Regions from separate parts of the Homo sapiens genome. Here region 2 is linked to region 1. Evidence: chromatin contacts called from ENCODE Hi-C or POLR2A ChIA-PET data. All regions are on one chromosome and are shown on one strand. The core of a region is the stretch at or near the end of the contact, and the rest is flanking DNA. Distances in the headings are between cores, read along the strand shown.

Evidence for each region. A loop is a pair of places that touch in the nucleus more often than their neighbours do. ChIA-PET counts read pairs that join two places held with the same protein, here RNA polymerase II (POLR2A).
Region 2: a map of posterior vena cava shows a loop between it and region 1 (15-fold over the local background). The contact joins two enhancer-like sites. A Hi-C loop is called at or near these places in 1 of 168 maps with a recorded cell type or tissue (posterior vena cava). POLR2A ChIA-PET finds 5 or more read pairs at or near these places in 2 of 52 experiments (HEK293 and activated CD4-positive, alpha-beta T cell).

The regions. Positions count from the first base shown.
Region 1 is chr17:40,431,118-40,435,045 of GRCh38, forward strand. No RefSeq gene overlaps it. Among named protein-coding and RNA genes, the nearest start is that of IGFBP4, 10 kb to the right of the region's middle. Within about 2 kb of position 2,119, at least 7 of the 41 ENCODE cell types and tissues checked have a DNase peak (open chromatin) inside an H3K27ac peak, as active enhancers do.
Region 2 is chr17:42,127,229-42,131,156 of GRCh38, forward strand. RAB5C (RAB5C, member RAS oncogene family) reads right to left here. Exons shown (of 6, transcript NM_004583.4): 2 at 3,109-3,362; 3 at 1,421-1,572; 4 at 1,033-1,155. The coding sequence starts at 3,274. Among named protein-coding and RNA genes, the nearest start is that of HSPB9, 6.4 kb to the left of the region's middle. Within about 2 kb of position 1,988, at least 13 of the 41 ENCODE cell types and tissues checked have a DNase peak (open chromatin) inside an H3K27ac peak, as active enhancers do.

The DNA.
Region 1 (3,928 bases), core at 869-3,368:
AGATGGTCCTGGGGGTGGGGCTACTGAGTTCCAGGTCCTATCCCAGCACTTGGGTGTAAATATAGAGATGGTCTCTATAGTTAGAGACAATATGGTTTCTTAGCTTGAGACTCCTGTCATCACCTTTACCCCAGACCCTTAATTCACAGGATCTTCAACCACAATTCTACCCAAATAATACCATCACCTGTCGTCCACCCACCCTACTCATTACCCACCCACCATCCATTCAGCCCCATCCACCATTCACTCTCCTCCCCACCCACTCACCATCCACCCATTTGTCTGCCTACCGTCAACTCACCACCCACTTCCTACCAACTGCATACCATCCACCCTCACCGCTGGTCTAGCTGCTCCTTCCAAAAGTAGTGCTAATCAGGAGCCACAGAGGGTGCTGGGAGGCTAGGGTCTCTGAGGAGGGTCTGGGGGTCCCCTGGGGAGTTCCTAAGGAGCAGGGAATCTTAGGATCCCTAAAGCTCCCTTTCACCAGGAAAGCCAGAGGCCCATTCTGTCCTGGGGTACTCCTCTGCCCCTGCTTTCCCTGCTGGAACAAATGGGACATGCAGTAGAGATGGAAGCAGGGAGGAGAGGGTTTTCTGTCTCACTCCAGCTCCTTAGTCTTCCTTTTGTTCACCCACCTCCCCTCCACTGCCATCCCAGAGGATCCCAAAGGCCCAGAGATTTCTCACCCAGGGTGGCACTTATCTGACATTCAGGGGGCCCAGCAGGGCAGGCACATCCAGAAGGTGAGTTGGGAGCAGGATGAGATAGGCTTGGAAGAGAGGTTAGAATCAGGCTGGCTTTTAGATTACTAAGTCCCACCTCCCCATTGTACAAATGGGAAAACTAAGGCCCAAAGAGAGGTGTAACCATAGATGACTGCAACGGGGCGGCAAGCTGACCTGGGGGATGGGGTGAGAAAGCCAGTGATGCCTCCTCATGTGGTGGGGAATAGGGTCACATGAACCTGTCACTTTCTCCCTAGCTCTGACATTCCACATAAGGTCCTTGGGAGGCAATAGGGTGGGGCCCAAGAAGAGAGGAGTAGGAGGGGGTGGAGTGCTGTGTGCCTCTACCCAGCATCCATCTGTTTCCCTGACCATCTCACCTTTTCAGGCTGTACACCTTCTCTCCCTCCCCTATCCCATGCCTGCTTACTTGTTTGCCTGTGTAGGAGCCAGGTACTGAGGAGTACAGGTCAGTGTGGCCTGAAAGAGCCTAATGAAACTCCCATTCATTAGTGGAAGTCAGGGTGGGGAGTGGGGGCAGGGGACCAGCATTCCAGGTAGCTGACCCCTGCCTCGGACTTTGGACTCAGAACCCAGGGGTCTGACTTGAGGAACAGCAGAAACCCATCCTCCAGTCCATTGCCCTCAGAGGGCTCTTGGGTGCTGCTGGGAGCAAGCCTGATGGATAGATGTGGGCTCTGAGACTTGGTCTAGCTTGACAGCTACTACCTCATTCTTTCCTCTGAAGAATGAACAAATGAATGAAGAGGGAGACTTTACCCCAGACCCTTAATTCACAGGACCTTCAACCACTCTTCTACCCAAATAATGCCATCACCTGTCATCCACCCACCACCTACTCATATCTGTTTTCTGATATCTGATTTCATATCTGTTTCTAAATCTCTCCCACCTCTGCAAGTTTTTCATTTCATCACATCTATTCACCTGTCTGTGCCTTTCCATCTCTCTGTCCTGTTCCCTCTTTCAGCCCCTCCCTCTCTTGGTTTTTCCCTTGCTAGTACTCCCTCCTCTTCTCTCTATCCTTTCACTCCAAATCATCATAGAATCTTAGCATCAGAAGAGACCCAAGAGGGTCATAATAAGGACACCATCAATTTGTAACCTGCTTTCTGGTATACAAGTCTGTCATTTTAATAGACAGCCTCATTTGATCCTCCTTAACAGCCTGCCAGAGTGAAGTAGGGAATAGCATCCCCAGTTTACAGATAAGGAAACTGAGGTTCACAGTGGTGAAGAGACAAGCCCACAGCTAATAAGGACAGAGCTGAGATCTGAACCCTTGGCTCGGACTGCAGGACCAGTGCAGACTGCCCCACAGTTTGTGCATCCCAAGCTGGGAGCAAAGCTCTTTTCCATTTCAGGCTGTCTGGCTTTCCCCTGGCTTGGGGCCCAGCTTCTGCTGCTCTTTAGATCATCATGACTGGGTGGGGGTAAGGAACAGCCCACACAGATCTCAAAGATTACTGGCTCCAAACATCAAGTCTCTGAAAATGGTGCAGACCAAGGGAGTGAATCCAGGCTTCAGGAGAGGAGACAGAGGCTCTGTGGATTAGGAGTTCCAGGTGTAATAGGCCTTGTTGCTGGGCCTACCCAGCCCTGTTCCTCTGCCGTCAAGTTCTCTCCAGCCATCAACCAGTCATCTTTACCTCTCTCAGGCCAAAGACAAAAGGAGACTGCAGTGAAAGAGGCCCCTGGCATGGAAAGCCTGCTGGGCTCTGTGGCTTCTCTCTGAGACCCTTTCTTCGCGTAGCTGAGGTTAGATCTGGGGCCCGGGATGCACCCTGACTGAGGGCACCAGAACTCTCAGGTTAGCGCTAGAGCTGGGCCAGCAGGGAAGACACAACCCCCTCTGGGCACACAGAATCTGACAACTGGAGTTGGAAAGACAAGGGCTTCTGTGGTAGCAGGGCCCACTGGGCAGGAGGAAAAGGTGCTGATTGGGTTTGGGGAAAAGTCTCCAAGGCTGTGCTGCCTCTGGAGGTGGGGAGCGGGAGGTGCAAGTTGGAGGCTGGGTGTGAATGCAACACAGGCTCTGTTGTCCCAAAAATGAGTTTGAATGACATTGAGTTGCATGTGACCTTAAGCCCATGTTTTTACTACCTGGAGCCCCATCTATAAAATGGGTTTATAGGGTTACCATGGTAATCAATGATCATAATAACAGGCATTGAGCCTTACTCCATGCCAGGCACTGTGTTTAGTGCTTTACACACATTGTCTCAGTAGGTTTCTGCACAGCCCTATCAGGCTGGGCTGGCATTATCTCTCTTACAACTGAGGGCATTTGAGGATAAGAGGGAGGATGCCACTTTGCCAAAGTCACAGAGCTAGTAAATGGCAAATCCAGGATTCAGTGCAGGCCTTTTGGCTCCAGGCTCTTAATCTCATTCACTTGGCTGGTCATGGCTAATAACTAACACTCATTGGGCGCTTAATGTTTGGCAGGCAGCATTCTCAGTGTTTTATGCAGATTCATTCATTTAGTCATCATAGCCACACTATAATGATGTTCATTTAATATGAAGGATGAGGACACTGAGGCACAGGCTAACTTATCCTGGTTTCTGCTGCCAGGAATCCAGCCCAGGCAGGCTGACTTGAGAGTCAGCACTCTTTAAAAAAATAAAAAGGAAAAGCCTTTTTTTTTTTTTTTCAGTAAAAATGGAAGTATAACATGCATACAGAAAAGTGCAGAAATGAGAAATGTCTAGCTCAATAAATGTTCACTTAGTGAGGTTGTAACTAAATAATATTACCTGTACCCCATAAGGCTACCTTCACTCCTCTCCCCACATGTAAACTTTATCCTGATTTCTAAAAATATAGATTAGTTGTCTTAGTCTGTTTTCTGCTGCTATAGCAGAATACCACACACTGGGTAATTTATAAACAATAAAAGTTTATTTGGCACATGGTTTTGGATGCTGCAAAGTCCAAGAGCATTGCACTGCACTGGGATCTGGCAAGGGTCCTCCCATGGTGGAAGGCAGAAGGGCAGAAGCAAGTGTGTGAGACACAGAAGGAGGCCAAACCTCATCCTTTTTTTTTTTTTTTTTGAGATGGAGTCTTGCTCTGTCACCCAGGCTGGAGTGCAGTGGCATGATCTCGGCTCACTGCAACCTCCATCTCTAGGATTCAAGTGATCCTCCCGCTTCAGCCTCCCGAATAGCTGG
Region 2 (3,928 bases), core at 738-3,237, 1.7 Mb after region 1:
GATTGGTAAAAAATTATCATATACAGTATGTATAGCACACTGCCATCAATGTAAAGAAAGGGATTAAAAAACACGTGCATATTTCTGGAAGGACAAGAAACTGGGGAAATTAGAAGAAGAGAAGTTGAGTTTCTAGGGTTAGCAGAGACTTAAGTATTTCTTTCTCAATAAGTTTAATTAAAAAGTCAACTTACAAGAAAAGAGAAGTAGAAGGCTAGTGATCCATATATACACATACCCCTACCACCAAAGAAAGAGAACCAGGGAGAGACAGGTGACGGGCAATTCCTTTTAGGCCCATGCTTTTTTTATTCTTTTCTTTTTTTTTTTTTTGAGACAGGATCTCACTGTGTTGCCCAGGCTGGAGTGCAGTGGCACGATCACTGCTCACTGCAGCCTCAATCTCCTGGCCTCTAATGATCCTCCCCACCTCGGCCTCCTGAGTAGCACACCACCATGCCCAGCTAACTTTTGTATTTTTTTAGACATGGGGTTTCGCCACATTGCCCATGCTGGTCTCGAACTCCTAAGCTCAAGTGATCTCCCGCCTCAGCCTGCAGAGTATTGGGATTACAGGTGTGTGCCACCACACCTGGCTGTTTTTTTTTTTTTTTTAAAGAGATGGGGCCTCACTCTTGCTCAGGCTGGAGTGCAGTGTTGCAATCACTGCAATCTTAAACTCCTGGGCTCAAACAATCCTCGTGCCTCAGCCTCCTGAGCAGCTGAGACTACAGGTGCGTGCCACCAAGCCCAGCTAATTTTTAAATCTTTTGCAGAGACAGAGTCTTACTGTGTCGCCTAGGCTGGTCTCGAACTCCTGGCCTCAAGTGATCCTCCCACTCCAGCCTCCCAAGGCACTGGGATTACAGACAGGAGCCATGTTAGGCCCATGCCTGAGGCACGAGAGGACAGCAGATGGAAGCTTCCCTGTTGCCTCCTAGCATGGCCCTTCCCAAAGCCCCTGAGCATCCCAGGCGAGGCCGGGGGGAGCTGCTTACTCCACTCCTTCCCCCAAGTCTGTCATCTCCCCACCTGGAATTCCACGGCTCTCTTGCTGGCCAGGTCTGCCTTGTTACCCGCGAGTGCAATGACGATGTTGGGGCTGGCCTGCCTCTGTAGCTCCTTCACCCAGTTCTTGGCCCGTGCAAATGTATCCTGAGGAGACAGGGACAGAATGTCGAAGGGACAGAGAAGGCATTCTGCCCAGGGCCACCCATTAGAGACTCTCAAGCTGGCACAGCCAAATTATCTAAGACATTGCCACCTAAAGATTCTGATGCAATGTCCCCAAACAGGAAATCTGCCCACCCCCCACCCAGGAACAGAGGGTTAAGCGGCCTGAAATCAGGGCTCTGATAACCCAATCCCTGGGACTTTGAGAAGATGAAGGGCAAAGGAAGAAGCAAGGGGAAATCTTTACTGTGTTGGTGATGTCATAGACCACGATGGCAGCCTGGGCCCCCCGATAGTACATGGGGGCCAGGCTGTGATACCGCTCCTGTCCAGCTGTGTCCCAGATCTCAAACTTGACTGTTGTGTCATCCAGGCAGACAGTCTGTGTGAGGAAGGCCGCTGTAAGAGAGAAGGAGCGTCCATGGGCAAGAGCGAGTTGGAATCCACCCCACACAATCCCACTGTTGCTTCTAGGCTCTGGCACTCAGAAGCCCACCACTGAGATGGGCACAGAGAACCCTCAAGCCAGGAGCCAAAGCAGGCCTGAGTGGGGGGTGGAGTTTGGATTTTTATGTATGTGTCTGGGGGACGGGGTCTGCACAGGCTTTGCAGACCCAGCCCAGGCAACGGCAGGAGAAGGGACTCCTGCATGCACTGAGCCATCTCAGGACCACTCTCTGAAGAGCAACACAGCAGGGGCAAGAGAGGGAAAGCCTAGGGGAAGCCTACTCCAAGCACAGAAGGGTGAGCGCCCTCAGACCTCCTCCTCCGCCACTCAGAGAACAGACCAGCAGCTAGGGACCGCTCCACCCCTCAGTTTGCTCCAGCCCAGGGGTGTCACTGACCTTGGGTTTCCTAAGGACATTCTCACACACTTAGCTATGCTGGGGAAGTACACACTGTTCCACCACCAGGCTGAGGCTGGGTGGCCGGCTTCCCAACCACCCCTACCACCTCCAGGCACTCCAGCTAGCCACCGCCCCTAGCTCTGACCCAGACCTGTTCCTGTATGGCCACCCTGTGACCTGACCTTCAGTCACTAAGAGGTGACTCCTTAGGGGAATGCAGGGTGCCTGTACACATGCTTCAAAGGAGGAGTCCAGAGCTGGGACAGACAGCAAAAGGCCCCTTTGCCCCTGGACCCAGCAGAGAACCCAGGACAGCCATGTGTAGAAGGCTGCTTTCCTGGTCTGCCCTCCCCCAGCTCACTGAGGGACATGGGGCACTGCCTCACTTCCCCTCTCCAGCTCCTGACCCAAATGCTGAGGAGGCAGCAGGGAGACTGCTGACATGGCCCATTTTGTTTCCAGCTGCCTAGAAACCTCCTACCAAGAGAGTAGAGAAAGGATGACTCAAGGCCAAGGCCAGCGTTGGCCCCTGCCTCTTGATGTGTGTGTTAGCCACGGAGGCAAGAGGCCGAGGCCAGACCCTCACTCACATCCTAAATGCTGACCACTGGAAAATCAACAACAGGCTGTGAGCTCCAGAAAGGGTAAAGTCAGCTTCAGAAACACCCACCTATCACCCAGCTCCGACTCACCAGGCTGTTCCTTCTTCTGGAAGTGGGAAAGGCCAGGGCACATGGACCACCCATTATAGTAAGAAGGGGCCTCAAAGATCCAGAGTCAGCTCTCCCTCCATGAGGCCAGGGCAGTGAAAGGGCCTCAGCCAAGGCCACACAGATCAAGAAGGGGCAGAAACAGGATGGGAAGCTAGCTTTCCACTCCCAGCAAATGCTTACTAGCGATGCTTGAGGGGACTCTGGCATGGAGACCAGTTGCTGGGCTCAATTCCAGGGCCCAGGTGAGGAAGTGGGGCTGCCACCACAGACGCATTTAGTCCCTAATGCAGGCAGGCAGCTTCCCATCTCCTCAAGGTCAAAGCATTTCTTTGGCAACCTTCAGGCCCCTCCCCGACTCCCTCATGCCCACTCACCTCCAATTGTGCTCTCCTGGTACTCGTGAAACTGTCCCTTGACAAAGCGGAGGACGAGGCTGGATTTGCCTACCGCAGACTCCCCCAGCAGAACCAGCTTAAATTGACAGATCTTGTTCCCAGCAGCTGGTCCATTGGGTCGTGCTGCGCCTCCCCGACCCGCCATTGCCCGTCCAGCTGTAGTGGTCCAGAGAGCGTGCGGGTGGGGACTGGTGCTATGCAAAGAGGCACTTAGTGGGGAGGGGGACCTCCAACTGTAAGGGAGAAATGAGAAGTACTGAGTTAGTTCAGAGGCCGTCACCCGCTGTGTCCTTCTTAAATTACAGATCTTTCCCTCTGGCCTCACTGAAGACCTAGCTGACTGCTTCCCCTCACCTCACCTCCCTGCCCTCCCCACTAGAGGTCAGGAGGCCCCACTGGGCTATACTAGATGTCTACCGGCTCTACCACCATCTGAGCTGTAAAGAGGAGAATGGTCTCCCAACTTCAGGCTCATGGTTCTGAGCAAACACATTGACTTCTGGATCCCAAATATGTACATTCACCTACAAATAAACACACACAGGCGATGAATGAATGTGTGACAGCCTGGTGACAGTTAAGTCAACAGGCTTTTGGGGCAAAATTAAAACAAAACAAAACAAAACAAAAGCTCAGGAAGACACTAGGATTTAGATCAATAATGAAGTTCCAGTCTGGTAGCCAGGACCACAGTGGTGAGGCAGACAGGGGCCCAAGAGGTCCTGGTAGAAAGCTCCTCAGAGAAGGTGCTTGGCCAACCTCATGGCCATTCAGGGACCAGGGCCTGGCCAGCACAAGT